Linked DNA regions of Mus musculus: region 1 is linked to region 2. A link is a loop called in an ENCODE intact Hi-C map of the cell type or tissue named here. Cell type or tissue: heart. All regions are shown on one strand. Each heading gives the region's core, and the rest is flanking DNA. Links, peaks and the distances in the headings are about the cores only.

Region 1 (15,138 bases), core at 5,369-10,368, 240 kb before region 2:
CAGGCTGGGGCTCCCTCAGAGAAGTCACTTCCATGTGCAGTTACTGACTGGCTACATTGTCTGCTGGCCTCATGAATACATCTAGAACAGGGGGCCAGCACAAGCCGCCTGTCCATCTGCCCAGTCTGGACTAGCCAGAAGTTCTTGTGTCAGTTTGCCTCTGGCCTTCATGCCATCTACCAGGCACCTGCCATAGTGGCTGCCTGACTTTAGAAGGGTCCTCCCTAGACTCAGGAAGGTGGCTTCACACCTTGTTGGGCCAGTTGCCCAGGATATACCTAACACCCACACAGAGAACATCAAAGCATGCACCTGTTGTAGCAGGTGACACAGGCCCCAGGGATAAGAACTACTTGGTTGACGGCCTTGGTCAGACAACCTGAATAAATTTCCTAGTCTGGGATATGTCAGTGGGTGAGTATGGCCCATGGGAATTGGCCCTGCAGGTCCAAAGGCTGTCTCAGGCCCAGGTGGACGAGCCCGCATACACAGGCTGAATCTGTTCTTGTCTGCCTCCAAGAGGTTCTCTGGCTTCACAGGTGGCATATGGATAACACTCTCAAGTTACCATGCACCTAGCCAACCTCAGCAGCCCGTAGCTTCCCCCCAAGCCCAGTGCCAGACGTAGCATGGTTACCCACTTCTTATCACCCCAGCAGAGCCAAGAGTCAGCCCCCAGAATGCACAGCATGGCTGGTGCCACCTGGAGCTAAGTGTTCTGCTGAGGTCAGGCAAATGTTGCCAGCAACAGCTGAAGGTGGCAACTACGGAGACAGCCCATCAACACGGGATAGACAGGAAAGCTAGCAGAAGATAGAAGAGCTGAGCGCAGGCAGAGGTGATGACCCACACTAGATCACTACCAGGGATAGTCTGTGCTCGGATCCTGAGAAGACCAGGAAAGAAGCCTGGGGAGGCCTGCCTGGTACCTTAGTAAGACAGCAACAGGACCCTCCAGGCAGGGCTGTACGGCACATGTAAGGAGACTGCCATGAAGTGTTTCTGGCAGCATTCCTAGACACCAGGACGTTCCCTTCCTTATTCTTCTTGCTGCACTCCCATTTTACATGCTATCTGTGGACAGTCAAAGTTCCAGCATTTGCCCAAGACTCTTCCAAAATGACATATTCTAGAGGACTCTCCCAGTCCTTAGGACAGGGAAGCATCTAGGTATCTACCCTGGCAGAAGGGAGGTGCGAAGGAGGCTAGTGGCAGGGCTTGGAGATCAATGTCAATGCACACAGCTCATCTCAGAGAACCTGGCAGCCTTCCCCCTGGGTCAGGATCTGGGAAGGCAGCCCCTCCACTCACTTCATCTAGTACATCCCTCAGCTGCCTGACTTCAGATGCCCAACCCAGAGCAACAACTAACACAGTGTGTAGACTGGTTTGAACCAGCTAGTCTCATTAGCCACTTTGGGCAGAAGCAGAACTGTGGCTCTCTGTGTAGACCAGGAGCCAATGCCATGTGGCCTACCATCATGCCAGGACCAACTGGGAAACCCCTGAATTCCTTGGGACCCCCTTCCATTGGCCTGTCTTGCTGGATTCTCACGAAATCCTAGGAAAGGAAGAACTCCCCCCACTAAGAAGGGCCGAGAAGCCAAGACAAGAAAAAGGCTAGCTGTGAGCAGGTTCTGATGGCCCCTAAAATGAGAGGTAAATACCGGTGCTAGAATCAGCAGCTGTGGGAAACTTGTCTCCAGTTCGCCCGGCCTAACACCTAGGAGGGTGACTGCCCCATCCAGGTCATCAGGATCACCCCACACCACCTCAAAACCACAAGCCAAGGCAGAAAGAACACGGAGATCCAAAGGAGAGGGAAACGGCTACACAGACTAGACCTCTACTGGCCCTCAGCCAGGTCTTCTGTGTAAAGAAAAGCAGGGAAACAGGCCCCACCAGCCACTTTTAGCTCCTGAAAGTACAAAGAAAGCTGACAAGAGACTCTGCTCTGTTTTTCAAAGAGGCTGGGAACTGAGGCAGAAAGACCAGGGGAAGGTGGACAGACATTTCCCACTGAACCAGAGGTCTGCTCTCTTTTACCTGGAAGAGGACATGTTAGACCCACACAGACCAGGACTCTGAGACTGACTGGCATGCTGGGTCTTCAAGTGGGAAGGCAGGACAAAGTTCCTGGATACTGGCAACCTTGGAAGCCAGCTTGGTATGGGTGAGGTGGCCCCGAATAGAAATACTGGCTAGGCTGGGGCAGGAGAAAGTACCCTGACAGTAAAGTTTGTTGCGGATTGCTTCCTCCAGATCAGAACTGAGAAGGGATGAGAGGCCCTCCTTTCTTCCAGGTCTTCAGAAGGACACAGGACTGACTCCCCAGGGCACAAAAGAAGATTTACTTAGTTGTTCAGATATGGAAGGACACTTTTGGGGGTGTGGCTGCCAGAATTGGAGCCCTGTCTCCAGGAAAGAAGTTTCTTCACCCAGGGGTCTAGAAGTGAGGGACAGTATTGATGAGCAGTAGAAAAGGGTGGGTACCTGTTCACAGATCTCTACATGGTCAGCTGAAAAGAATGTGGAATCTATCAAGGAGGCACCCTGGAGGAACCAGAAGGTGAAGAGATCTACGGAGGAGAATGGAAATTCAGACTGGGGAGTAAAGGGTACCATCGAACACAGAAAATGAGATTCAGAGCAAGAAAGGATAAGGAGCCTCGAGAGACAGGAGCGGGGTTTCGTAGACCTGGAAGGTGGATGTTTGGATAGGAAGGATTCCCGGCCACCGGCCACAGGCCTCCAGGCAACGCGGCGCCGGGCCGGGCCGGCGGCCCTACCTGGTACACGGAAGCCTTGGGCAGGTCCAGGCACACGGTGCAGCACAGCACCGAGTAGAGACGCTCCTCCAGCTTTCCACTGCCCGCTGCCACTGCCGCCGCCGCCGCCTCGGCTGCCTCGGCCGCCCGCAGCCGCTTCTTGGGCGGCGCGTCGGGGTCGCCGGCCGCCTCTTGCAGCTGCCGAGCGCCGGCCAGGGCCGCCTCGTCCGGGATCCCGGGCCCCGCCGCCTCGCCCAGAGCCGCCGCAGCCGGCCCCGCGGCAGCCCCAGGCCCGGCCCCTACCCCGACCCCGGCCGGCACGGCACCCGCGGGCCCTGCAGCCGGGCCACCCCCGCCGGCCTCCTCGGCGCCGGACATCACGGCCGGCCGGCCCGGCGGGCGGGTGCCGGCGCGCTCGCCGGCTGGAAGTTAGGGTCGCCGCGCGCCCTTGCCGGCTTCTCACTGCCGCGGCGACCCCGCAGCCTGCCCACCGTGCAGCTGCCTCAGTGGGCCTGGCCCGCCCGTCGGCCCGCAGCCGCCCCGGCCACCAACCCCGGCGCGGCCGCCATCTTTGTTTTCGCTGCGGACCCCCCCCCCACGCCACCGCCCCCTCGCCCTCCTGATCACGTGGGCCTCGCGCAAGCCAATGGAAGCGCCGCGAGGGCCAAGACGACGCGGCGGCCACCTCCAATGGACGAGCGAGGACGCCAGAGAGCCCACCCACCCTCGAAGGTGAACAGAAGGGGGTGGGGTCCAGGAGGGGATCCGGAGAAGGGCGGGGGGTGGGGGGATTTGGGGAGTCCGCCCTTGGAGAGGTACCATCAGCTTCGGGGTCTGGAGAGGCCCCCAGACTTCAGACTCCTCGAGAGTGCAAAGCGCCCCTAAGCCTCCCATGTCGCGCTCGCGCGCGGGGGGTGGGGGGGGATGCCTGTGCCAATGTGTACAGAAATTCGGGCTTGTGTGTGCAAGGCTCTGGCCTAGCTGACCGGAGTATTAGAGCAGGATCTTGAAAAACGCACCTACCACCACTCTTGCGCGACGGTATAAAGGTCAACAAGATGCAAGTACAGGAACAGCGAAGGATTATTGGGTTCACTCCCTAACCCACCTCTTTCGTCCCAACCTCAGAGTTGGAGAAAGAAAGAGTTGGAGTAGAAGAAAGAAAGAGTTGGAATAGAAGAAAGAGGGGGTTTTAAGTTATAAGGTATGTCTTGCACAGACAAGAGGGTGTCAAACAGGTAGTAATCAAGTCAGTCCAGAGAGATGTGCAATTTCTGGGAATCGCTGAGGGTATAGCACTCTTCTGCCCTTTATGAAAACAGCCATCAGTTTGTGAAGGTCATTGCCCCAGAGGGCCACCTGCCAGGTCCACCAAGGATATATGCAAATTTACTGTGTCCCAGGAAACCAAGGCCCAAAACTCTCTTCTCACGGGAAGTTGGTTTTTTTTTTTCTCTTTTCTTTTTTAAAAATGTTTTTCTTTCTTCTTTTTCTTTTCTTTCTTTCTTTTTTTGATACAGGGTCTCACTATATGTTGCACTGGCCATTCTGGAACTCACTATGTAGGCCAGCCTGGCCACCCACAACTCACAGAGATCTGCTTGTCTCTGCCTCCCAACTGGAATTAAAGACCTGCACCACCATGCCTGGCACTCTGGGGGTTCTCTTGGCAAGTCTACCAGGATGCCAAAGTGAATAATACCTTCTGCTACTTACAGCCCATCCCCCACTCCTTTACTCAGGGAAATCACCTTACAGGCCTTAGGAAGCTAGCTCAAGAATAAACAAATTCCATACTCCTGTATATTCCTTACGTTTATTGGAAATCAGGTCTCTGACTCACAACCATGTTCCTCCCAGGCCCCAAGTGTCCTGAAGACCTGTTGTTAGCATTCTGGTTTAGGTAAACTTCCACACATGCATGACTAGAGAAGGGATAGCACCCAAGCTCTGCCCATTAGTAAAATTATAACAGGCTCTACATGTGGGCAGGTAGGAGGCATAGTAGTACCTGGCACAGAAGCCCCAATCAGTGCTACAATCACTCCCACTGCAGGCGCTGTGTGTGCAGGGCCCTGCAATAGGCCCAACTACCTGCAGCCAGGGCCCAACGACAGACATCCTCCTTTGGCAGCAGTAGCAGCCTGTCTTCTTCCAGCCTGCTCAAGAGGCCTGCCACACCCAGCAGGGTACCCCCCCACATCCCGTAAGTGTTAGCTGTGAAAACAGCCACAATAAGGATGGTCACTGCAACCACCAGCAGTACTGCCTGCCCAGCGACAGAGCACCCTTCAGGGCCCAGGTGATCACCAGCCACTGCCAGCACCATGCCTCCTCCCAGAAGCAGGTTGGCAGAAGAGCGGTCCCCATTCACCCAGTGAAAATCGAAGGCCAGAAGAGGCAGACCGATGACTGTGGCAACCCAAGCTCCAGCGAGACAGTCTTCATGTGTGCTCGGCCCTGGGGCCAACATAATGATGGCAGCAAAGGTCTGGAGCAGGAAGCCGGCAGCTGCTCCTCGACTGGACTGTTGACACCGGGAAAGAGAGACACGTTAAGGGAAAAGAAGCCATTTAAAAGCAGCCACTTTTAAGTAGGAAAGAGTTTGGGACTGTTAAGGAGTCCCAGCCTCCCATGGGAGGAGCATCATCCTCTTTCTAGTGGAGGGATCTACATAGTTTGTGAAAGTAAGAATATTCACCTGTAGCCGGGCATGGTGGCACACACCTTTGATCCCAGCACTCAGGGGGCAGAGGCAGGCGGATTTCTGAGTTCGAGGCCACCCTGGTCTACAAAGTGAGTTCCAGGACAGCCAGGGCTATACAGAGAAACCCTGTCTCGAAAAACCAAAAAAAAAAAAAAAAAAAAAAGAATATTCACCTGTACAGAGCTCACCGCTGCATGCAGGGACACCCCTGCCAATACCAGGTGGGACAGGACAGTGCTCCATTCAGTCCTGGGTTTGGAAACCATGACACGTTGAATAGTAGTGAGTTTGAGGAGATAGGAAATGAATCTTCAAATTAGGAGAGAAGTACACACAGAGGCTGGCGATCTGGAGTCCTTAGTGGAGCTCTTCAGGAACCTCGAGTTCCAGAGACCTTTGAGTAGACATTAGAAGAGATTCAGTTCCAAACTTTTTGGAGCCCTGAGGTCACTGGACTCACCTGCAAGGAAGAAGGACTAATTTCCTGGGGAAGGGGAATGGGATTGGAATCTTGGCGCCCAAGCGTGGTATCAGCCCAGGGACTCAAAACGGCAAGAGGAGCTGTCTCTTGCTGTGGTCTGGGCACGGTCCTAGTTATGGCCTTCCATGCCTGAGAATGATAGAAGGGAAGAAGCAGCAGCGGAGCACAGGCAGCGCACAACACCTGGAGACGCGGAGCTGAAGGCCCGAACCCGCCCACAACAGTCTGCCCCGCCTCCTAGCCCGCCCTCCCGAGGCGCGGATTGGAGCAGCCGGCTTACATCCACTAACGAGAGGAGCTCCGGCTAGAGCGGCGGGGCGGGGCCTGTGGAGGGCTGCGGAGGCTCTAGAGGGGTGGGGCTGGGAGCGCGGAGGTGGCGACCAGAGGTTCAGTACTAGTTTGTGGTTTAGATAGTCTCTTTACATTACCCTGGCTGTCCTGGAACTTCCTGTATAGACCAGGCTGGCCTCAGACTCACTGAGATTTGCCTGTCTCTGCCTTCTGAGCGTTGGGATTAAAGGCATGCGTCACAGCCCATGATCTTCGGCACGGGTTTGCTGGAGCACTGGCATTGCGAAGCGCCCCGGGTCTGAGCCGGGAGATGTAGGTGGGGCTTCGGGGCAGCAGGCGTGGACTGAGAAAAGAGGCGGCACTTCGAGGGGTCTAGGCGGAGCTGTGAGAAGGGCCGGGGTGGGGCTTCCAAGGGTTATTGCTTAGCTGTGGGAGGGGCGAGGTTATGACCGAAGGGGAGGTCTGGGCCGGGCTGGGTCCGGCTCCCGGGGAGGGGTGGAGTCTGGGCGGGGCTATCGAGGGAGAAGAGGTTGTACACCTGAGAGCTGAAGGCTCGGTTCCCTTGCGCGTTTCTTGGTGGGGGTCTTGATGCGGGATTCCCAAAAGAGACTAGACAGCGGCTAGAGGTCTTTGCGAAAGAGGGACTAAAAACCGCTTGATAGGGCCTTAAGTACAAGTTTTGCAGCTCTTCGCAGTCGCCCCTCAGTGAGGGCCCTCCGCCCGTGGAAGATCGTCCGTGGGGGCGACCGCCGCGAGCATGCGCATGGGCACTGCGGCGGGCGGGTGCAGAGACCTGGTGCGGGGACGCGGGGCGGCGCGAAGAGGTGCTCTCTGCCGCCCCGCGCCCCCATGTACGCCTTTTACTCTCTGCTCATCTACATCTTCTACAGTCTTTTCCGCAGGGATGGCGGGGCTGCGGCGGTCTCGGACCCCGGGGATCCCACCCAGGTGAGCGGAGTGGGCCTGCATCACGGTTGGTTACCACCATCATTCTGAGATTTGGTCGTGGCTGACCTGTGCAGCTTAAATCCTTAGGTACCTGCTCTGGGAAATAGGGCTGTTCAGAGACCAGTATGGTCTCTGTTGTGGGGTCAAAGATCTCAGCCCCAACCCCTTGGCCCATTTCAGAAGCGAAAGGGTCGCACATACTGCCAGTACCCTCACTTGCACCTCATGCTCTCTTCCCAGAAAAGCGGCGGCCAACCTAGGGGTCGTCGCCGTCCGGATCAATTCACATCAGAACTGTGGTCCGAGCTGAACAGCCTGGCCGGTAGGTGCATACTAGGAGCTGCTGGGGAAGGAAAGGTCCGGGGGATACCTGCAGTTGGTGTACTGTAACCTCACCGGGAGGGAGAAAGGCCTCTCCTCCATCTAGTAATGCAGAATGCTTTTTCCTTTCTCACTTGGCCTCCTCAAAGGCTGCTCAGAATCTGAGGATGGCCAGAAAGGAGCGGAGGGTGGAGCAGCTGAGGTGTCCCTGGAAGAGGCACTCATGCGTCTTGCTGAGTTCCTCTCCGTCCAGTTGGGGGCAGAAGAGAGCTGCGGGACGACTCCTGACCTGGGCAAGGTGAGCGATACCGTCGCCAGCAATTATTCCTTTCCCTAGCCTCTGTGGTCCTCTCACTCCCAACACCTCTGCTTTGGTTCTTACTTCCTTCACAGCCTGGTGAAGTCCCCCCACTGTTGACAGTAACAAGTCAGCTCTTGGCCCTACTGGCATGGACACGGAGCCCCCGGGGGAGGCAGGCCCTGCTCCAGGGGACTCAGCCAACCTGCCCCGTGCAGCCCTCCACTCTAGATGGTCTGTAAAGAGTATCACCATTAGTGGAAGGAGCAGGATCTATCAGAACTAGCTCTGCTCACTATGCCAGACATCTCCTCACTTGTAACTGGCCTCATCCCTCTCCAGGGTCTCTTTCACAAGAAGAAAGCTCCTCTCAGCCCACTCCCATCCTGGATGAGGTACCAAGGGATGAGACCCAGGAACATCAGCCTCTCCAATTGGAGGAGGAACAGAGAGTTTGGCAGCGGTTGGAACAGCTCATTCTTGGACAGGTAAGGACTGTCAGCGACTGGGTGGGTGTGAGACCTAAAAAGGCATTCTGTCCTGTCTCTGACTCCTCCACAGCTGGAAGAGCTGAGACAACAGCTGGAGCAACAGGAAGAAGAGCTGAGTAGACTTCGTCTGGGAGTGGTGAGGCTTTTGGGGTGGGCATAGGGAACAAACAGGCTGAAAAGTCAGGGGAATTTCAGGTGGGTCCTGATGATATCCCTCTCTGTCAGGGGGTGACAGATTCAGAGAAGAGAGTCCAGCACCTCACATTGGAGAACGAAGCCTTGAAACAGAGCTTGAGCCTTACTCGGGACCTCCTGCTACACTGGGGGCCTGGACCACTCCCCAGACTTTCCCAGGTACTCTGCCATTTGGCTGTTATGCTAACTGCAGCCCAGGTTCCTGTACACCTGGTATCCAGCAACAGTACCTGAACCTCCTCAGGTGGGGGCCATCTCTAACTATGAACAAAGTCAGTGAGGTTGATTGTTGTAAAAATCACCCCACCCCCACCCCCATTCTTGGTCTCTCTGTGAAACCTCAGGAAAACAAAGAGCAAAAAGCCTAGGTCAGGGAGCCTTGCATGAAGTTGGGTACCATGGATTTAGCCATTCTTGTTTTGGCCTGAGTCTGTGAATTGGAACTATAGGATACTCTTTCCTGAGTTTGCATTGGCTTTCCTGAGTTTGGCTCTGTGGCCCCATCTGGTTCCCACTCTCTATAGGAGGAGGCAGGGGCACTGTTGGAGCTGCAGGGCCAGCTTCAAGAGGCCCAGGACACCACAGAAGCTCTCCGAGTCCAGGTGGCCTAGGGAACCTAGGGATAAGGCGGGATGGGAAGCTGGGGGTGAAGTCTGGGGCAGGGCCTGGTGCCTGTTTCCTCAGTGACAGAAGTGGGCTTGGGAGGGACAGCTGGGGGCCCAGGAGCTGCAGCTGCAGGGCCTTCAAGGGGCCCTCCGGCAGCTCCAGCAGGAGACAGAGCAGAACTGCAGACAGGAGCTGCAGCAAGTTCACGGACAGCTGGCAGGTAAGGGATGAGAAGATGGTTTCAGGCCAAGCTCTGCAATCTGCTTTTCCCCCCTCTCAATGGCCTTCCTCCCCTAGGACTACGGGCACGGATGGCCAGCCTTCGTCAGGGATGTGGGGACCTCCGAGGACTGGTCAGCACCTTTACGCAGAGTTGCCAGGGCTCGCTGAGTGAGGCTCAGGGCCAGGTTAGGACCACTCCCTTCCTGGTACCTTTTCTATAAGCAGTCTGTGCACTGTCTGTCCCAGGGGAGCCTCTGTTACTGTTTTCCCTTCCCGTCCTTCAGGAGCTGCCTGGACCAGTGGGCCAGTTGTTGACACTTGGATCAGAGTAATTTCTGAGCAACCCAAAGTGTCTGTCTTTCTCTTTTCTTTTCTTTTCTTTTCTTTTTTTTTCTTTTCTTTTTTGAGACAGGGTTTCTCTGTATAGCCCTGGCTGTCCTGGTGGCCTCGAACTCAGAAATCCACCTGCCTCTGCCTCCCAAGTGCTGGGATTAAAGGCGTGTGCCACCATTGCCCGGCTCTTTCTTTCTTTCCTTCTTTTCTTCTTCTTCTTCTTCTTCTTTTTTTTTTTTTTTTTTTTTTTTTTTTGGTGGTAGGGGAATTGAGACAGGGTTTCTGTGTAGCCCTGGCTATCCTGGAACTCACTCTGTAGACCAAGCTGGTCTCAAACTCAGAGATCCACTTGCCTCTGCCTCCCAAGTGCTGGGATTAAAGTACTTGCTGCTGGGGTTGAAAAGATGGCTCAGCGGTTAAGAGCACTGACTGCTCTTCCGAAGGTCCCGAGTTCGATTCCCAGGAACCACATGATGGCTCACAACAATCTGTAATGAGATCTGACTCCCTCTTCTGGAGCGTCAGAAGACAACTATGGTGTACTTACATATAATAAATAGATAAATTAACAAAACAAAACAAGACAAAACTACATGCTGCCACCACCTGGCTATGTCCTCATTTCTATACTGTGAAAATTGGCAATAGCTGGGAAGCCCAGGACAGATAATAGACTGAATATTCCTATGTATGATTCCTAGATTGTGTTTCAGACCCCCCTGAATGATGGCCTCAGGTCCATACCCACTGAAAATTGTATGCCACCACAAATGGCCGTTTTGCTTTCAACACCCTGCTTCACTAGGACACCTGGACACCTTTCTTTGTTTTCCTCTCAGGTTTCCTGGGCCCTTGGGGCTCTGTCAGCTGGAAAGGCTAAGACTCAACTCTCAGAAGGGAACCAAGCACCCCCAACTGGATGCTCAGGGCGGCTTTTGGAACTCAAGGGTGAGATTGGCTTTAGGAGTGGAGCCCCAGTGACTACAGTATAGAAGAGTTCTCTATGTTTAGGGCTATGGAGGCAATATGCCGATGTGGTCCCCAATGCAGGGAATATTCGTGTCCTGTGTCGGCTGAGACCAGCTGAAGGGCAGCCTTCCAGCCTGGTGAGCGTGGAGCCTGGACAAGGGGGAACCATCACCACATGTTACCGAGGACGCCAGCATCGCTTTCGCCTGGACTGGGTCTTTCCTCAAGATGCCAGCCAGGAGGAGGTGACAGCTAGCTACCCATTGCATCTATCCTGACCCTTCCTCAGAGTCCCCTGGGTCCAGAGGAGGCCCATTCCCTCTTCCATGCCCATCTGGATACTTAGATGGTGGGAGGCTAGGCTCCATCAGGGAAGGGAACCACTGAAAGGCCTTGGAGGCAGGATTGGCTGTCCAGCTGAGTGCTAAGGAAAATGCCTGTCCAAGATGAGTTACTGTTCCTGTAGAACTGGCTGCAGAGCACTGGTGCTTTCCCAGCGGTGAAGACAGGGCTGTAATCCTGTGGGTGATGATAGCTTGGAACTTCTTTTGCCCAGGCTTCTGCCCATAGGCAGAGCCTCTTCTTGCCTTGTGACCCTCAGACAGGTTATGTGGGTGTCCTGGTGCTCCCCCACTGCCCTACTCCGATCTTACTCTTCTCTTTTTTCTGGCCAGACCCCAATGGAAAAGCAGTCTGCCCTAGCTTGTCTCACACATGGACTCCATGTGCACATAAACTGTGTTGCTGGAGCTTCTGGGACTAAGATGGGGGCTCAGAGCTGATAAGGAATTGAGTAAGGGACAGAGCTGGCAGAGAAGACCCAGGCTATCTGCTGTTCTCACAGAGATGGTATAATGTAGCAGGGACAGACTCACTGCTGACTGATGTCTCACCTGCTCCTGTCTGTCTTATACTCGCCCCTGGCATCATCTCCCACCCCAAACTGTAGCCATGTACATATCCCTAGACTTTTTTCCTGTGCTTTGGGCAGCCTGCACTGGGTGATCTATCTAACAAACCAGACCAAGTGTATCTCTTGTGAAGTTTCTCACCTGTAGTTCCCATTTTCGCACTACCTAGCCCTGAACTTTTTTAAACATATATTTATTTATTTTGTGTATGTGAGTACACTGTCACTGTCTTTGAACACACCAGAAGAGGGCAACAGTTCCCATTACAGATGGTTGTGAGCCACCATATGGTTGCTGGGAATTGAACTCAGGATCTCTGGAAGAGCAGTCAATGCTCTTAACCACTGAGCCATCTCTCCAGCCCAACCCTGAACTTTTTTTTGTTTGTTTGTTTTTTGTTTTTTCGAGACAGGATTTCTCTGTATAGCCCTGGCTGTCCTGGAACTCACTTTGTAGACCAGGCTGGCCTCGAACTTAGAAATCCGCCTGCCTCTGCCTCCCGAGTGCTGGGATTAAAGGCGTGCGCCACCACGCCCGGCTTCCCCACCGATTCTTTTTTTTTTTTTTTAAATTTTTTTTTTTTTAATTTATTTATTGATTATATGTAAGTACACTGTAGCTGTCTTCAGACACTCCAGAAGAGGGCATCAGATTTCATTAGGGATGGTTGTGAGCCACCATGTGGTTGCCGGGACCTGAACTCTGGACCTTCGGAAGAGCAATCGGGTGCTCTTACCCACTGAGCCATCTCACCAGCCCTCCCCACCGATTCTTAAGGCAGCTGCTGTATGAGGAAGGGACTAGGGCAGTTACACGTTGCTCTCATTTTGCTGACTGTGCTTACTACCCTTCCCGGTCTTGAACAAGGAGATAGGGAAGGATTTAGAACACTTCTCCCACTTGTTTTTCGTTCCCAGGTCTTCAGGCAGCTGGAGCCAGCTGTGTTGTCCTGCCTCCAGGGGTACAGTGTCTGCATCTTCACTTATGGTCAGACTGGGACAGGGAAAACCTACAGCATGGAGGTAGGTTGGAGCTCGCACTTGGGGGGGGGGGCGGGAGGAAGGGAAACTCAGGGCTTTGAATGAGAGTCCAATGTGGCACTGCACACTGTCCTCAGGGCCCACCTGAGGACCCTGGCATAGCTCCTAGGGCACTGCAGTTGCTGTTCCGGGAGATGGGGACTGGAGGGCACCACCATGTGACCCTCAGTATGGTGGAGATCTACAACGAGGCAGTCAGGTCAGGGATGCGTGGGCGGTGTTCTCCTTGCCCCTGGCCCAGGGTTCTGCAGCCACCTTTAAAACCCATACAACTAAACCCACCCTCTCTCACCAGGGACCTCCTAGCTACAGGGCCTCCAGAGCGCCTGGTAGTAAGGCAGGGACCTGCAGGGCAGGGGGGAATTCAAGTGGCTGGCCTCACACACTGGGACGTACCTAACCTGGAAACCCTGCACCAGGTAAGGCTGCCTTCCAGGGCCCCTGTCTACTGCCACCTAAGGGCAGGAGCTATATATATGTACCAGGTTAGCCTTGATGCTCTACTCTCCAGATGCTGAGTCTGGGGAGAAGCAACCGAGCTACAGCAGCCACTGTCATGAACCAGCACAGCTCACGCTCCCACGCCCTAGTTACGCTGACTTTACGTGCAGCGTCTCCGCCTCGGGCCCAGGGTATCACAGGTACCACCGGTTTGTGCTTAAGTTCTGCAGAGTTTCTAGCTCCCTGAAAGTCTCCTCCACATCCGGTTCATTTGCCCTGCAGGCACACTGCACCTGGTGGACCTGGCAGGGTCTGAACGGGTGTGGAAAGCAGGGGTGGCCAGCCCGGTCCAGAGAGACCCGAATGGCGCCCGGCGTCTGCGTGAGGCCCAGGCAATCAACCGCTCCTTGCTGGCACTAGGAGGAGTGATGGCGGCGCTGCGAGCTCGGAGGCCTCATGTGCCCTTCCGCGACTCACAGCTTACGCGCCTGTTACAGCCGGCGCTCTGCGCAGGCACCACTGCAGTTCTGCTGCTGCAGGTGGGTCCCTTGGGCTAGTGCAAGCCTGGGGTGCTGCCACCGGGACAGTGTATGAGTTCCCCTCTCTTGTAGATCTCCACAAGGGCGGAAGATCTCGGGGAGACCATCTGCTCGCTCAAGTTCGCCGAGCGAGTGGGTCAAGTGGAACTGGGGCCCGCCCGGCGCCGTAGAGCCCCACGCTCTGGAACCCCTTCTTCTCTCAGTACTGACACCCCACTCACTGGAACTTCCTGCACCCCTACACCATCTCCCGGAAGCCCTCCCAGTACCAGCCCTAACAGCTGTTCTGGCTTGACTCTTGAACCTCCAGGGGACCCGCCTCCCTAGATCTGGGTCAACGCCCCTGGTACTGGGCTTGAGAATGTACCTCTGCTGGCAGAGGCAGCTGTGAATCCTATACCCCACTTCCCAGGTCAACCTTTAAAAAACAAAAACTCTGGGGCCCTAACTGCCCCCAACAGAGCCCTACAGTGTCCCCCTTCCTCTTCTAGATCTGGCCAGAGAATGTTATGCTTTGAGAAAGGATCGCCTCCACCCTTCCACCCCCAGCTGAGCCACAGGCCCTTAGTTCTCCCCCCTTCCTTATCGCCATTTGCCCTTATCACAGCACACAGCAGGGGGCCAGAGCTGCAGGAACCAGACCCCAGACCAAGTGGTTTCCCAAGTCGCCACCCTGCCCCCAATACCAGACTTGGAATTAAAATGTTGTAAATTCCTTTACTATTAATCGCTCCCCTACTTCCATTACACCAAAATTATGTCCGTTCCAGTCTTTCATTTCTTAACCCTTTCCCTGAAAGGTGCTACCCTCTACCCAGGCATTTGAGAGAGGGCAAGACTTCAGATCGGACCCACTTTTGGCTCTCCCTCCCCCCAGCCTGGAGCCAGGAAGGCATGGTGACAGAGGGATGGATAGATGGATGGCTTGAGGGCCTGAAAAGGTAGGATCAAGAGGAGGCACTCTACAGGCTGAGCTCCGCTCCTGGCACGATTGGCCAGACCTCCCTATCTAGCAGAGACAACCCTTTCTGGAGTAACCTAATTAAAGCTGTGGGTTTTCAGCAAGGCTGTGCCTGGTGTTTTAAAGCTGTCGCTGCGGACATGCTCCTAGCTCTGGTTCATCAAAATGATATTCATGGGTGGAAGAGAGAAGCAGCCCTTTCTGCCCTAGAATATTACATGCTGTACCAGGAAAGGAGCCAGCCTGGGGCAGGAGCTGCCAGGTCCCTAGGATGGCTGACCCACACATCATAGATACTCTTGTTGGGTGGTACTCCCTGGAAGAGGGAGTCTAGATCACAGAGCAGGTCCTGGGACCCTTGGGATTCAGTGCCTACGCTCCAGTAAGCTGGGCTGGCAGAAGATGGGCACTGGGGACAAGAGGTGGTCGGTAGTGTGGCCAAGGGCATTACTACATTGGGCGTATAGATGGGCAAGTAAGAAGTGGGTAGCTGTCCCCACAAGGAGGCTCTGCTCCCCCTCCTGGGCACTCCCCTGGAATCTGCGGAATCCTCAAGTAAGTGGAGGGGCCAGGAGCCTTGATCTGGGGTGACGGGAGAAGGCCTGATTACCTCCCC
Region 2 (15,138 bases), core at 3,836-8,835:
GCTGTCTTGAGAGTTCCTCCAACGAAATGAGTTAGTTATGTAAGGAGTATTTAAAATATTCATTTTATGTATATGAATGTTTTGCTTGCATTTATGTCTCTACCCGGTGCCTGTGGAGATTAGGAGAGGGCGTTGGATTCCCCTGGAACTGGAATTAGGGACTGTTTTAAGCTGCCATGTGGGTGTTGGGACTTGAACCCAGGTCTTCTCTAAGAGTGACAAGTGCTCTTAACTGTTGAGGCATCTCTTCATCAACCTCTCCACTACTTTTTAATTTGCCTCAAGTGAGTTTTAGGATATTGGCAAAAGGCAGCCAGATTCTTTGCCAAAATAACACATGCTATTTTTTCTTTTATTTGTTATACATTTTTTAATAGTATAGAGTGTATTCAGGGCATGGGGAGAGGAGTTGAGAGGGTAGTAGAGACAGGCAGAGCAGAGGAGTAGACATCGGTCATGAGCATGTGGAGAGAGGGAGGAGAGGAATGGGAAGAGAGGGGGAGCGGGATGAGAGGACAGAGCAAGAAGGCAAGAGAGACAAATGGCCGTTTCTCATAGAGACCTTGTTTCCCTCTGAAATTTATGAGCTGGACGTCCACTGTCTGCAGTTACTTTCCAGGATCCTCCGGCTAGAGTGGTTCCTTGACTTCTGTTAGGACACTTGATGGCCTTTTAAAAAAAAGATTTGCCGGGCGTGGTGGCGCATGCCTTTAATCCCAGCACTTGGGAGGCAGAGGCAGGCGGATTTCTGAGTTCGAGGCCAGCCTGGTCTACAAAGTGAGCTCCAGGACAGCCAGGGCTATACAGAGAAACCCTGTCTCAAAAAAACAAAAAATAAATAAATAAATAAATAAATTAATTAATTAATTAAAAAAAAAAAGATTTATTTTATGTATATGAGAACACTGTAGCTGTACAGATGGTTGTGAGCCATCATGTGGTTGCTGGGAATTAAACTCAGGACCTTGGGAAGAGCAGTCAGTGCTCTTAAGTGCTGAGCCATCTCATCAGCCTCTCAAAGGCCTTTCTAGTCCAAACTTAATGTTTTATTTTTTTGGTTTTTTGAGACAGTGCCTTTGTGTAGCCTTTTCTGTCCTAGGACTGGCTCTGGAGACCAGGCTGGCCTTGAACTCAGAGATCTGCCTGCCCCTGGTTCCCAAGTGCTGGGATTAAAGGTATGTGCCACCAACGCCCAGCTAGTCTAAAGTTTCAAAATATTTCATGCTCAGCAAGCCTGACAGAACTCAGCCCATAAAGGCAAGTGACTGTGTATTCACGGTTGCTTGGTGTCCTATGGTTGAATAACTGATCTCTACCAGGGATCAGGAACACATTACACCTGTTTCTCAAATAGTGAATGAGTCTCTGTTGCGCTGGTATGGCCTTGGTTCAGAATCTCAGGAGTCATGTGCTAGTTTTTTTTTTTTTTTTTATGTGCTAGCTTCTATCTCATTTTTTTTTTTTTTAACTGCTGGCATCATTGTACCATTTGCTTTTTTTTTTTTTTTTAATTTGAGACAAGGTCTCGATATGTATCCCTTGCTGTGTAGACCATGCTATCCTTGGATTCCCAACTTGTTGCAATACTCTGTCCCTTCCCCTGGAGTGCTTGGATTGCAGGTGTGTGCCATCATGCCCAGCCTCTTCACTGGGCCTCTTTACATTCCCTCCCCCTGAAATAGAGCCCTCCCACTTCCAAGAGTGAGCCCTTAGCATGAAGCCACCACCTGCTGTCAGTGACTGTACCTTAACTTCCCACCAGGACTGGCCAGTCTGTGGGCAGTCCTTTCCAAATGGCTATCAGAGACCCATGAAGTGGGTCATTTCTGGCTTTTGTGTTGGTAGATGCCACAATAGGGTTATGTCTGAAAAAGGCTTCACAAATGTCTAGGAGGGAAAATGGAGCCATCAGACTATACCTAGAGCCTGGTACAGATGGGAAAGTCCTGAAGGGGACTTCCCTGGCAGCTGTGCAGGAATGTCCTTCCCACTGGGCTACCACCAGGACATGATGCTGTGCTGTTCTGGGACTCATGCTGTCATGTCTTTCAAAAGGTGTTTTCTGGTTGCTGATGTAGCTTGGTTGAATGCATACCTAGAATTCACAAAACCCTGGTTTGTAAATCCCAGCATTTCATTAAAAAAAAAAAAAAAAAAGAAAAGAAAAGAGCATGAGATGGAACCCACCTTTAATCCCAGTACCTGGGACAGAGGCTGGTGGATCTCTGTGAATGGGAGGCCAGCCTGGTCTACAGAGAGAGAGAGAGAGAGAGAGAGAGAGAGAGCGCGCTAGGACTGTTACACAGAGAAGCCCTGTCTTGGAAAAGCAAACAAATAAAAAAGTTGAGGAGTGGTAGTGCCTGCTTGTAATCCCTGCACTCTGAGAAAGTGGAGACAGGAGGATCAGAAGTTCCTGGGCCACCTCAGCTCCATTGCAAGCTCAGGGCCAGACTGGACCAAGGGAGTCCTTGTCTTACTGGTAGCTCATGCTGTTACTTCTTTTTTTTTTTTTTTAAAGATTTATTTATTTAATATATGTAAGTACACTGTAGCTGTTTTCAGATACCCCAGAAGAGGGCATCAGATCTCATCATGGATGGTTGTGAGCCACCATGTGGTTGCTGGGATTTGAACTCAGGACCTTTGGAAGAGCAGTCAGTGCTCTTAATCGCTGAGCAATCTCTCCAGCCCCCATGCTGTTACTTCTTTCCCCTTTATAATAACTGTTGAGTTTGGTATCTTAAAAAATATTCTTACGGGCTGGTGAGATGGCTCAGTAGGTAAGAGCACCCGACTGCTCTTCCAAAGGTCCGGAGTTCAAATCCCAGCAACCACATGGTGGCTCACAACCATTTGTAACAAGATCTGACGCCCTCTTCTGGAGTGTCTGAAGACAGCTACAGTGTACTTATTTTTAAAATAAATAAATAAATAAATAAATAAATAAATAAATAATATTCTTACGTTTTGAGACTCGTGTATAATTACATCTGTTCCCCCTGCCCTTTTCTCCATCTACCCACCTCAGGACACCCCACCCCTGCACTCTTTAAAATTCATGGCCTTTGAAAAAATTAATTATTGTTATATGCACACATGTATGTATATGTACACACATATATAGTCCTAATTATGTAACTACACCGCGCTAAGTGTGGTTAATGTTACTAATGGTCCTGGGTTCTATAAGAAATCAAGCTGAGAAAACCATGGGGAGCAAGCCAGCCAGCAGCTCTCCTCCCTTGGTGACCCCTGTACCAGCTCCTGCCTTGTGTTCCAGCCTTGCATGAGTTCCTGCCCTGACTTGCTTCAGTGAAGGACTGCAATGTGGGGTGTTTAAGCCTAATGAACCCTTTCCTCCCCAGCTTGCTTCTGGTCCTGCTCTTTCACCATAGCAATAGTAAGTAAACTAAGACAATCTCCAAGCCTTAGATGCAGGGCTTATATTGTAAATATATCCATGGAGATTGCTCTTCTCAGCTCTCCATTTTGATAGGTTGTGTTTTTCTAACATGGTCTTCCTTTGTTGCAAAGAGACATTTCCTTAATGAAAGAAGAGGACTACACTTACTGGGCTAGACCCTGGAGAGGGATGTCCCTGTGAGAGCCCCTGTCTCAAACCAAAAGCAAAAGCAAGGTGATGGCTCAGTGGGTAAAGGCACTTGCCATCAAGCCTGATGCCCCCGAGTTAAATCTCCAGAACCCACATGGAGCAGAGAGACTAACTCCTGCAAACTGTCCTCACGTTGGGGCACACATTCACACACACGAATACACCCATATAAACATGCATAAGGAAACGAAATTAAAAGCAACAGCAGGGGGCTGGTGAGATGGCTCAGTGGTTAAGAGCACTGACTGCCCTTCCGAAGTTCCTGAGTTCAAATCCCAGCAACCACGTGGTGGCTCACAACCATCTGTAATGAGATCTGACACCCTCTTCTGGTGTGTCTGAACAGTATACAGTGTATATATATGATAATAAAATAAATCTTAAAAAAAAAAAGCAACAGCAGAAGCCAGATGATGCCTCTGATCTCTGCACTTGCAGGGCAGAGGCAGGTGGATCTCAGAGTTTGAAGTCAGCCTGGTCTACAGAGTGAATTCCAGGATACCCAGGGCTACACAGAGAAACACTGTCTCAAAAAAAAAAAAAAACCAAAACTGAACAACCCTGTCTTAGTTAGGGTTTTACTGCTGTGAACAGACACCATGACCAAGGCAAGTCTTATAAAACACAACATTTAATTGGGACTGGCTTACAGGTTCAGAGGTTCAGTCCATTATCAAGGTGGGAGCATGGCAGTATCCAGGTAGGCATGGCGCAGGAGGAGCTGAGAGTTCTATGTTTTCATCCAAAGGCAGCTAGTGGAAGACTGACTTCCACGCAACTAGGGTGAGGATCTTTTCTTTTTTTTTTTTTTTTGGTTTTTTTCGAGACAGGGTTTCTCTGTATAGCCCTGGCTGTCCTGGAGCTCACTTTGTAGACCAGGCTGGCCTCGAGTTCAGAAATCGGCCTGCCTCTGCCTCCCAAGTGCTGGGATTAAAGGCGTGCGCCACCACGCCCGGCTAGGGTGAGGATCTTATACCCACACCCACAGTGACACACCCATTCCAACCAGGTCACACCTATTCCAACAAGGCCACACCTTCAGATGGTGCCACTCCCCTGGTCCAAGGATATACAAACCATCACAACCCCCCAAAACAAAATCAAAGGAACAAAACTAAGAGCAACAAAGCTAGCATATTGGTATCTTTCATCCTAGTACATGGGAGGTAGAGGAGACAGAGAGAGCAAAGGCAGAGGCAGGCAGGTCTCTAGGAGTTTGAGGTCGGGCTGGTCTATGCACTTAAGTTCCAGGATAGCCAGAGCTACTTAAGGCAGGGCTACCCTGTGTTGGGGTTCAAGAATTGCCACATGAAACCCACATCAACCTCAGTTAAGAACTTATTGAACGCATACCCCAGACTCATCAATCAGGACCACCAAAAAGACCCAGAGCCTAAGTGTATCAGCCAGGCCTCAGGGCAGGCGTTTTATAGGAAAAGTCAGGAAGTGAAGAGGCATAACATTTTTGGCTAACCATACAGCTAACTTATTGGTCTTAGGTGAAGTAAGAGAGGATGGGGGGCGCAATACATTGAGATAATAGAGTAGAGGTGAACCCTAACTTTTTGGCTGAGTAGCAGTCTCCAGTGTCAGCTATGGATAATTTCTTCTGGGAAGTGGAGCCTGAGAACCTGAACTTAATTTTAACTTATGAACAAAATGGAGACTGGATACAAAATGGCTCCAGTTATGTTAAATAGAGAGCAGGCTCCACACTCTCCCTTAAAATACCACCAGCCGCCGGGCGTGGTGGCGCATGCCTTTAATCCCAGCACTCGGGAGGCAGAGGCAAGTGGATCTCTGAGTTCCAGGACAGCCTGGTCTACAAAGTGAGTTCTAGGACAGCCAGGGCTACACACAGAAACCCTGTCTCGGAAAAACAAACAAACAAACAAAATGCCACCAGCCATGGTGACCTCTGTCTCCACATGCACACATATGCACATGCATTTACACATACATGTGTACCCACACACACGTGAGCACACACAGAAATGCACATCCCCTTCGCTAAAAAAAAAAAAAGATCCCCAAACAAAAGGCTTTTATGAACATATATTAGATATAGGTTGAATTTTGTTCTTCAAAAGATATCCTGGAGTCCTAAGATCTCCGGAACCTGAGAGTAAATGAGACACTATTTGGAACAATGGTCCTGGTAAGTGAAGTCATGAGAATGCTTACAGGAAAGTCGAAATCCCACCTAAAGATGGAGGCAGTGAGCCAGGAAGTGGTGGCATGGCACATGCCTTTAATTCCAGCATTCAGGAGCAGAAGCAGTCTGTCTGGAGACAGAGATTAGAGTGATATATCCAAGCTAAGGAATGTCAAGGATGTTTGGCTGCAAGCTAATGTTGCAAGGGGCTCAAGAACATGGTCCTATCAACACTTAGAGCTTCTGGAACCATTATATTTCTGCTATATCACGAAATTAATTTTGGCTGCTTAGGAAGTGTGTGTGTGTGTGTGTGTGTGTCTGTGTGTGTTATTTATTTAAGATGGAATCTCTGTGTAGCCCTGACTGGCCTAGAACTCACAGAGATCTCTTTGCCTCTGCCTCCCAAGTGTTGGAATTAAAGGTGTACACCATAACGCCCAACTTCCTCCAATCTCTGATGAAGCAACACACCAAGTTCTTCAGGTTGACCTTGAACTCACTCTGGAGCCCAGATTAGCCCTGCCTTGGGTTTGCGATCATCCTGTCCCAGGCTCTTCCGATCACTCGCTTATATCACCAGGGCTGGGTCATTAGCCATTCATACCATCCTTGATAAAACGTCCAGACTTTGCCGGCAAAATTAATCACCTACCCCAAAAGCTTCTTGGGGCTATAATGCATATACCACACAAATTTACCCCCCCCCCCCACTTCTGCGGGGAATTCTGTTTGGTTTATTGAAATTGTTTGGGTTTGTTTGTTTGTTTGTTTGAGACAGGGTATGTAGCGCTGCCTGTGCTGGAACTCTGTGTAGACCCGACTGACCTTGAACTGTTTCTGCCTCCTAGTGCTCGGATTAAAAGACGTGGGCCGCCGCCTAGACCATCTAAGTATTTTAAAATATGCAATTCGTTGGCATCAACCACAATAATTCTTACGTCTGTTCTTCACATGGGGCTGCACAGGCCAGCAGAATCCATGCATCCCACACGGAAGCTAACTGAACTTTCCTCTCGCTTCCCAAAACACTGTTAGAAGGCAAGCGACCGGGCGGCGCATGCGCTCGGCTCCCGGGACCACAGAGAGCCACGGTCGCGCTTTCCTAGAGCGGCCCGGAAGTGTCTAAGTGGCACTTCCTGAGACTCGGCCAAGTTTCAGCTGCTGCCAGCCACAGCCAGCTCCTGCGGATAGCTTCCTCCAGGTGCAGAGGGCGTTCAAGGCTTAGTTTGTATTTGTAATGTGTGATTTAGGTCTTCCAGAGCTATGATGAGGATTCAGGGTTTGGGGGGGTCCTCGTTCCCTATTTATGTAGGATTTTGGTGCGCGCTTCAGTTTCTTGGTTCTTTTCCCTGCCAACTGTTAAATCTCCGGGACGCCTCCCTTCTGCTAGACTCAGGCGGGCTCCTTTGCCGCAAGGTCTCAGGGCCACCTCCAAAGCATGCATCCTATTTGCTATCTATCCTTGGTAGACAGGCGGGTGGGAGCCCCTCATCCACCCCCAGTTTTTAGTACATGAAGCTCCCGAGTAGGAAGTCACTTGTCTCTCCTTCACCTCTCCAGGCTACTGTGGTTAGTACCTTCTCTCCGGCCTGGTCAAGAAAGGGAAAGGAAGGATGTCTGCGTTGGGGGCTGCGGCTCCATACTTACACCATCCAACTGACAGTCACAGCGGCCGGGTCAGTTTCCTGGGTTCCCAGCCCTCTGCAGAAGTGACGGCAGTGGCCCAGCTCTTGAAGGACTTAGACAGGAGCACCTTCAGAAAGTTGTTGAAACTCGTAGTCGGGGCCCTCCATGGGAAAGACTGCAGAGAGGCCGTGCAGCACCTTGGTGCCAGCGCCAACCTGTCAGAGGAGCGTCTGGCCGTCCTGCTGGCGGGCACACACACCCTGCTCCAGCAGGCTCTCCGGCTGCCCCCTGCCAGTCTGAAACCAGATGCCTTCCAGGACGAACTCCAGGAACTTGGCATTCCCCAAGATATGATTGGAGATCTGGCCAGTTTGGCATTTGGGAGTCAACGCCCTCTTCTCGACTCTGTAGCCCAGCAGCAGGGATCCTCGCTGCCTCGTGTGTCGAATTTCCGGTGGCGGGTGGATGTGGCCATCTCAACCAGTGCTCAGTCCCGCTCCCTGCAACCGAGTGTTCTCATGCAGCTGAAGCTCACAGATGGATCGGCACACCGCTTCGAGGTGCCCATAGCCAAATTCCAGGAGCTGCGCTACAGCGTGGCGTTGGTCCTTAAGGAGATGGCAGAGCTGGAGAGAAAGTGTGAGCGCAAACTGCAGGACTGAACCCTGGTACTGTGGGGTGCTGAAGCTGGTACCAGAACCCAGCCGCACTGGTGATGAGGATGTAAGAACATATTTTAAGTGAAAAGACAGCTGGGACTTTTGGGTTTTGTTTTACAAGTAAACAGCTGGGCTGAGGCTGGAGAATGTGAAATGTAAGGCCGGCCTGGCTGGGTTTTACGTAGTGAGGCTCAGTTTCGAATTAAAGAGGTAAAGCAACTATTAAAAACATGTTATTCTATTAGGGAATTAAACCTACCTGTCCCTTCCCCAGCTGTGCTCCTGGATGAGACGATGTGCAGAGCTAAGTCCAGATGAAGATCTCTTACAACATACAACATGGTTGCTCAGCATGGCTGAACTCTGCCCATTTGCTTTCCTAAGTCCTGTGCTTTGCTGCGGACGTGTTTATTCTTTTGCCCTAAATTCCTGCTTTCCTGAAGCTGACATCCTAGTGGAAAGATCAGAGGGGGTGGGGGGAAGACATTACAAATACTAAATATGCATTAAATAATGTTTGGTATATATAACATTAAATACATATTTTAAATATTAAGACATGAGAACAGGGCCGGAGGATTGATTGAGCAGTGAAGAGCACTTGCCCTTGCAAAGAGGACTTGGGTTCAAGTCCCAGCATTCACGTGGTGGCTCACAACCTTCTGTAACTTCAGTTGTGGGGGAAGGGCAGGGGGGACCCAACACCAAGACATCCAACACAGGCACATATGTGGTACTCAAACATACATGCAAGCAAACTACTCATACTCAGAAAGTTGTAAATCTAAAACAAACAATAAAACTATGAGTACAGCTTGTGACAATTGAATAGAGCCAGGTCAGATGAGGAGAAGGTTGGTCACAGGAGTACTCTGCAGACGGATCAAGTGGTGTGTCGGCTGCTAGTGAAGCCATGCAGCGTTAGTGGATTAAAACCTTTGAATGTGTCCGAGGCACCTGTCCAGTACTTTACCTCCCACTCCATGGGGAGTTTGGAACCACTGGGCATGTCAAGAGTGTCTTTGGGAGCTGGGGAGTTGAGTCTGTGGTTAAGAGCCCTTGTTGCTTTTGCAGAAGACCTGGGTTTGATTCCCAGCAGCCACGTAACAGCTCATAGCTGTTTGTAACTCCATTTTCAAGGGCTCCAATCACTTCTTTTGTCATTCCTGGGCACCAGGCATATACTTGGTGCAGTTGTACAGGCCAAACACCCAGACTCATAAAATAAATCTTAAAAAAAAAAATTGCCTGATGGTGGGGGTGCTCCTCTTTAATGGCAGCACTCAAAAGAGACAGATGGATCTCTGAGTTTGAGTTCCTCCTGATCTAGAGTGAGTTCCAGGACAGCCAGGTTTACACAGAGAAACCCTGTCTATAAATAAATATATAAGGTGTCTTTTTTCAGGGCTGGAGAGATGGCTGAGCAGTTAAGAGCACTGACTGCTCTTTACCTAGAGGTTCTGAGTTCAATTCCCAGCAACCACATGGTAGCTCACAACCATCTGCAATGAGATCGGATGCCCTCCTCTGGTGTGGCTGAAGATCATATAAAATAAACAACAATTTTTTTTTTTAAAGATGTCTTTGTTTCTGAAAGGACAACCCAGTGGCAGATGCCTATATAGGAAGAGTGTGACAGGGCTGAAAACTTGCACATACATTTACAGACTCTCACAAAACTGTCCTGTGGGCCGGTTGGCTGAGATATACCCTAGTGCTGGCAGGGCCCTATGCCCTGCACGGTTCACAAGACAAAGCACTAGCAGGCATCCTCCCACAGACTTTTCTGTATAGGCATCTTTCATTCTGGTTCTCTTCTGGGCTGACTCAACTCCTTACCCTGCCCCTGGGTGGCTTGATTTACCACTCTGCAAGTCCTGGAACCCTGCCACCCAAAGCTCCACTACCCTTCTGGAATACCCTGTGCACCAGCATCCTGTGGAACTTGAGCCATGACGATAACTCGGTGTTCTTTCCTCGTTTGTTTGTTTGTTTTTTCGAGACAGGGTTTCTCTGTACAACCCTGGCTGTCCTGGAACTCACTCCGTAGACCAGGCTAGCCTCGAACTCAGAAATCCACCTGCCTCTGCCTCCCAAGCCCTGGGATTAAAGGCATGTGCCACCACGTCTGGCCTGTCCCTTCTTCTTTTCAGTGTGTCAGATCACCAACCCATGTCCCTTCCTCCTCAATATGTCAATTTTAGCCTCTGCCATGTAAAATCTCCCAGTTCTGACAAACCTCTCTTACCAATTGGGACCCTGACCCTCAGTTACCTCCCTCTCAGTCTACACGTTTATGCCATTGACTACTTAGGTTTCACTCAGATGAAGAACCTCTGTTTGGGGGGCTCTGTGCCACTTTATCGCCCTGCATCGCTGCGTTCCTTCCCCGCTTTAGCTCTCCAGGGTCATTGCCCCCACCCTCTTTCCAATTGCTGAGGCCACTAACTTTTGGCTTCTTTGCCAGACATCTTGAGAACTCCGCAGGTGACCTTCTTAAATCCCAATCATTATCTTCTTGTTCTTCTTCACCTCCTTCCTCCCCTCCACCCCCAACCCCCTACCCCAGACTGGGTTTTCTTTGTAGCCCTAGCTTGTTCTGGAACTTGTTTTCTAGCCCAGGCTGTCCTGGAACTCCGCCTGACCCAGTCAAATTTCAATCTTCTAGTTCGGCAAAGCACTAGGTTTCCAGTGTCTGCACATCCAATCTCCTCCGTCTGGGCCCAGCTCGGAAGCTCAAGATTCTGCGTGGCGTTGCCCTGGACAAATCCTTCCACCTCTTGAAGCCTCCTCTCTCCCGCCCTTCCTCCGTAAGACTCTTGAGTCGGTTTCTTCAGAGTCTGCCTCTCCCCAGGACGACAAGTTTCAGCAATTGCCTTGGTTCAGCAATTTGGTAGACACACAGGACACCTGCATGTGACTACAAGACCCGACAGGCATTGCGCTGGGGAAGGGGCGGAGTTATGGCCCCGCCCCGGAAGATAAGGCTGCGTTGACCCGTCTATTTCCTCTTTCGGCCTTGCTTGCCGGCAGGTAAGTTGTGCTCTGTCCGCTGCGGGTTTTGAAATTATCCACCGCCATCCGCCGCCGTTAACTACTTGGCGGTCTGTCATGCGGCCTGGCCCACTCGTCCAGGATCAGAAGGGAGGGATGGCGTTGCTTTCGGCCTTGGGGGCTGGCAGGAGGCTGGGGATTTTTTTGGACGCTGAACTCGAACCATTTCCAGACTCGCCGCCATGGGCCGTGTGATCCGAGGGCAGAGGAAAGGCGCGGGTTCTGTTTTCCGTGCGCACGTGAAGCACCGTAAGGGCGCCGCGCGCCTACGTGCTGTGGACTTCGCGGAGCGACACGGCTACATTAAAGGCATCGTAAAGGTAGGAGGGCACCGGCGGGAGTTAAGCAGGCGGGGAACCGGGCGTCTCGAGCAGGCCTTAGAATACAATACACCACCCTGACCCGTAGGACATCATTCATGACCCTGGCCGCGGCGCTCCCCTCGCCAAAGTCGTCTTTCGGGATCCCTACCGATTCAAGAAGCGGACAGAGCTGTTCATCGCAGCGGAGGGGATCCACACTGGACAGTTCGTGTACTGCGGCAAGAAGGGTGAGCCTCCAGGCGGGGAAGGAAGGAAGGGTTGGGCCCGGGACTTTGGGTGCTGAGCTGAGCTTCGTGGGTTGGGATCGGTGTGGGTTTGGCATGGCTTTTAGCGTTAACAGTCGTTTTGCCCCCTCTCTCCACAGCCCAGCTGAATATCGGCAATGTTTTGCCCGTGGGCACCATGCCTGAGGGTACGATCGTGTGTTGTCTGGAGGAGAAACCTGGGGACAGGGGCAAGCTGGCCCGAGCCTCCGGGAACTACGCCACAGTCATCTCCCACAACCCAGAGACCAAGAAGACTCGAGTGAAGCTGCCTTCGGGGTCCAAGAAGGTCATTTCCTCTGCCAACAGAGCCGTTGTTGGTGAGTGCGGGAGGGCAGTGGGGCCTTGAAGACGCGGGTGGTCGGCATATGAACTGCCAGCTGCTGGGCCTAGGCCATAGAACCACATTGCTTATTTTCTTGGTCATGGGAGAAGACTAACAGAATGCAACTGGGGATTTAGTTGTAGAGTGCTAGAATACCTACTTCGTAAACAACTAACTGATTCCTGTCCTGGGGATTTGATTCTTTTCTGGTCTCTGGGCACTGTATAAATGTGTATGGATACAGACATGTAGGTAAAGATGCCTGTGTATACATAAAATTAGGTTAAAAAAAGATTACACCGCTTGACACTTTTGTGCACTGTGACCTAGGAATTCTGATCCTGCACTTGAGTTTAGTTGGTTCATTTTAGAAAAGATAGGACCAGTAGTGGCTGTTAAAAGATGTTCAAGTCAGTGAAAAGGGGCCATGACTTATCTCTTGTTTAGTTACTTGGAAACATCTTAGGATCTGCTAACCTCATCCTTGCATAGGATAAGTTCTGAGGGCACGTGGTCAAAGCATGCTGTGTTTGGTAGGTGGGTTTGCCCATTTGTGGGAGGTGTTTTCAGAGGTTGAAGGACCTGTCTTGAATATCAGGCACTGAATATTGAGGTGCACCCCATGGAAACTTGGGCTGAGTCAACAGTTTGCTTTAATACAGGCATGGTCCTTGCCTCACCTGTCAAAGTGTCAGTTTGCAGAGGGTAAGGGGTTTCCTAGGTAGAGCTTGCTGGACTTCTGTGGGGTTGTAGATTTCTGCCATAGACTAATGGTGAATGGTGCATGTCTCAGAGGTGTTGTGTCACTTTTCAGGTGTTGTGGCTGGTGGGGGCAGAATTGACAAGCCTATCTTAAAGGCTGGCCGTGCCTACCACAAGTACAAGGCAAAGAGGAACTGCTGGCCACGTGTGCGGGGTGTGGCCATGAATGTAAGTAACCAAGAACTGAGTGAGTGGGCTTTTCTTGTTGCTGTGCTGGGAGGATCTGCAGCAGGGAGGTCCTGGGCTGTCGGCTCTTCCCGTGTTCCCTACGTAGGTGAGATGACCCTTACACTAACCTAACTTCATTCTCTTTTTAGCCTGTGGAGCATCCCTTTGGAGGTGGTAACCACCAGCACATTGGCAAACCCTCCACCATCCGAAGAGATGCCCCTGCTGGGCGCAAAGTGGGTCTCATTGCTGCCCGCCGGACTGGACGGCTGCGTGGAACCAAAACTGTACAGGAGAAGGAGAACTAGAGTTCAGGAGCTAATAAAGTACGTCCTTTGGCTAATCCGGCGTGTGTGAGCCTCTTTTGTGAGGGATCCCTGGAAGTGAAAGATGCTTCCACCCTACAAGGGAGCATGGCATGCTGCGCCTGGGATTTGGGTAGATGACTTGAGACCAGGTCTCTACATAATCCTTGACTGTCTGGAACTCACTGAAGATCAGGCTGGGGTTGTCATCCTGCCCAGCTGGGAAGCTCAGTTTACAATATGCGGTACTGACGTAAATTATGTGGACCACAGTTGCTGGGGTTAGTGGTGACAGTACAGTGAGCCTTGGTCTCCACTCAGCCCATACAAATGGGTCTGTGTAATTGATACAGAATTTTCCCCCCATTCCTTCTCAACGTGCAGTAGAAGCTAGTCTCCAACTCCTAATTACAGGCTGTCTTGGGCACTAGTGTGTGAGTGTAGAAACTTCTTTTTGGAATGTCCAAGTACTTTTTAGTTGGTTGTATCTTTTGCCTAGAGAATATTAGACATCCAATGTGGCCCCCACCCCCTGGGAGTGATGACGACTGCAGCTGTTACACATTAAGATTTGTTCCATGCAGAATAGAGGTGCTTCTGTACCTTTAAGTCCTGGTTTTGGTCACCCCTTCCCACCTTCATGGATCGTGATAGAAGTTATAGATTGAGATTACTGTCAGCTGGTCCTAGATTCCTGTGTGCAGTGGGTGCTGACACTGAAAGCTATAGCCCTCAGACTACCTGAAACCACATACCTAGTGCCCTACATGGAACAGCAAGGAGCTGGCATGTTTGTTTCCCTATTCAGGGGACAGATCACTAAGAGCTAGGCAGCACCACCAGGACAGTGTAGTTCTGAGGCTTAACCTCTCCAGGGTCACAGACCATGCAGAGGAATCATAAATTACAGACAGACTGACAGTTAAGACAAGTTTCCATCTTAAAAAAAAAAAAAAGCTTTAAACTTGGTCATATCTGGACTAGAGAGGTGGCTAAGAACACTCACTGCTATACCAGAGGTCCTGAGTTCAATTCCCAGCAACCACATGGTGGCTCACAACCATCTGTAATGGGATCTGATGCCCTCTTCTGGTGTGTCTGAAGACAGCTACAATGTATGCATATAAATACAAGTTATTCTGTGGCATCTTGTTCATAGATCTCTGGTGTAATAGCATTCCATGGGAACTGACGAGTGTCTCCAGGCCCTTCCCCTGGCAGATGCTCTTGAGTAGCACATGATTGTATTTCTTGTGGGGTGGTTCTTCTGGAGGGACTAGCTCAGGACTATGGGGTTGTGTTGCTAAGTGGTACCTCCTGCCTGATGTGCACCCTGTCTGTCCTGGAGTGTAATCCTTTTTCTGTATTGTTGGTATGAATTTCACCTACCGTGAGCCACTGGCTCTAAGCAGGCCATTATTGCAGGTTCTTACAGAAGTCACCATAGATGACAGGTGTTTATGGGAGGGGAGGGTGTTGGGAAAGCACTAGGTGTGGCTGCTTGGGGTGAGTTTAAGCTGCCACTGCTTTTCTGTTGGTCTTGGCCAGGCAACAGGGCATATGGGAGGAATTGCTGTAGAGGGGCAGACAAGCTGGGTAGTGGTGATGGGGCATGCCTTTAATCACAGCTCGAAGGAGGCAGAGGCCAGCCTTGGACTTCACAGACAAACCGTCTGGGGTGGGGGGGCGACTTCTAAATCAATTACACAGACCCGTTTGTATGGGCTGAGTGGGGACCAAGCCTCTACTCCAGGGAAGGGTTTGTTTAGCAGTGCTTGTGGCTTAAAAATGAACTACTGAGTCACCAGTCCTCTGAGCACACAGCCTTGATTTTTGAGGGCTGTGTTCCCAACAGAACTCCATGCTTCCTAAAGCTGTCTCC

What was found. A loop is a pair of places that touch in the nucleus more often than their neighbours do. Peaks named below come from ENCODE experiments on the same cell type or tissue, not always from the same donor. Only the 100,000 strongest peaks of a DNase experiment are listed, where the experiment ranks them.
Region 1: a loop joins it to region 2, with 2.1 times the contacts of the local background. A loop is called at or near these places in 3 of 42 quality-filtered maps.

What each region holds. Positions count from the first base shown.
Region 1 is chr15:76,653,571-76,668,708 of GRCm38, forward strand. It overlaps Kifc2 (kinesin family member C2), which reads left to right and starts at 7,011. Exons shown (of 18, transcript NM_010630.3): 1 at 7,011-7,195; 2 at 7,436-7,517; 3 at 7,666-7,814; 4 at 7,910-8,048; 5 at 8,157-8,302; 6 at 8,376-8,441; 7 at 8,531-8,659; 8 at 9,025-9,102; 9 at 9,212-9,326; 10 at 9,404-9,513; 11 at 10,501-10,609; 12 at 10,712-10,875; 13 at 12,459-12,563; 14 at 12,659-12,780; 4 more. The coding sequence starts at 7,097. The coding sequence ends at 13,888. It overlaps Cyhr1 (cysteine and histidine rich 1), which reads right to left and starts at 3,324. Exons shown (of 4, transcript NM_001357882.1): 1 at 2,790-3,324. The coding sequence starts at 3,146. It overlaps Foxh1 (forkhead box H1), which reads right to left. Exons shown (of 3, transcript NM_007989.4): 3 at 14,654-15,138. The coding sequence ends at 14,737. In heart, for the core only: a CTCF peak has its summit at 7,772 (motif pointing right); DNase peaks (open chromatin) are centred at 6,261, 6,621, 7,891, 8,691 and 1 weaker place; H3K4me3 peaks cover 2,646 bases; H3K27ac peaks cover 1,655 bases; H3K27me3 peaks cover 1,951 bases.
Region 2 is chr15:76,893,021-76,908,158 of GRCm38, forward strand. Commd5 (COMM domain containing 5) reads left to right here and starts at 6,921. Exons shown (of 2, transcript NM_025536.2): 1 at 6,921-6,972; 2 at 7,332-8,277. The coding sequence starts at 7,385. The coding sequence ends at 8,059. It overlaps Rpl8 (ribosomal protein L8), which reads left to right and starts at 11,051. Exons shown (of 6, transcript NM_012053.2): 1 at 11,051-11,089; 2 at 11,283-11,430; 3 at 11,519-11,660; 4 at 11,798-12,016; 5 at 12,836-12,951; 6 at 13,101-13,298. The coding sequence starts at 11,293. The coding sequence ends at 13,259. It overlaps Gm52198 (a long non-coding RNA gene), which reads right to left and starts at 2,217. Exons shown (of 3, transcript XR_003951576.1): 1 at 2,188-2,217; 2 at 1,920-2,095; 3 at 461-669. In heart, for the core only: a CTCF peak has its summit at 6,927; DNase peaks (open chromatin) are centred at 6,851 and 7,781; H3K4me3 peaks cover 2,412 bases; H3K27ac peaks cover 2,675 bases.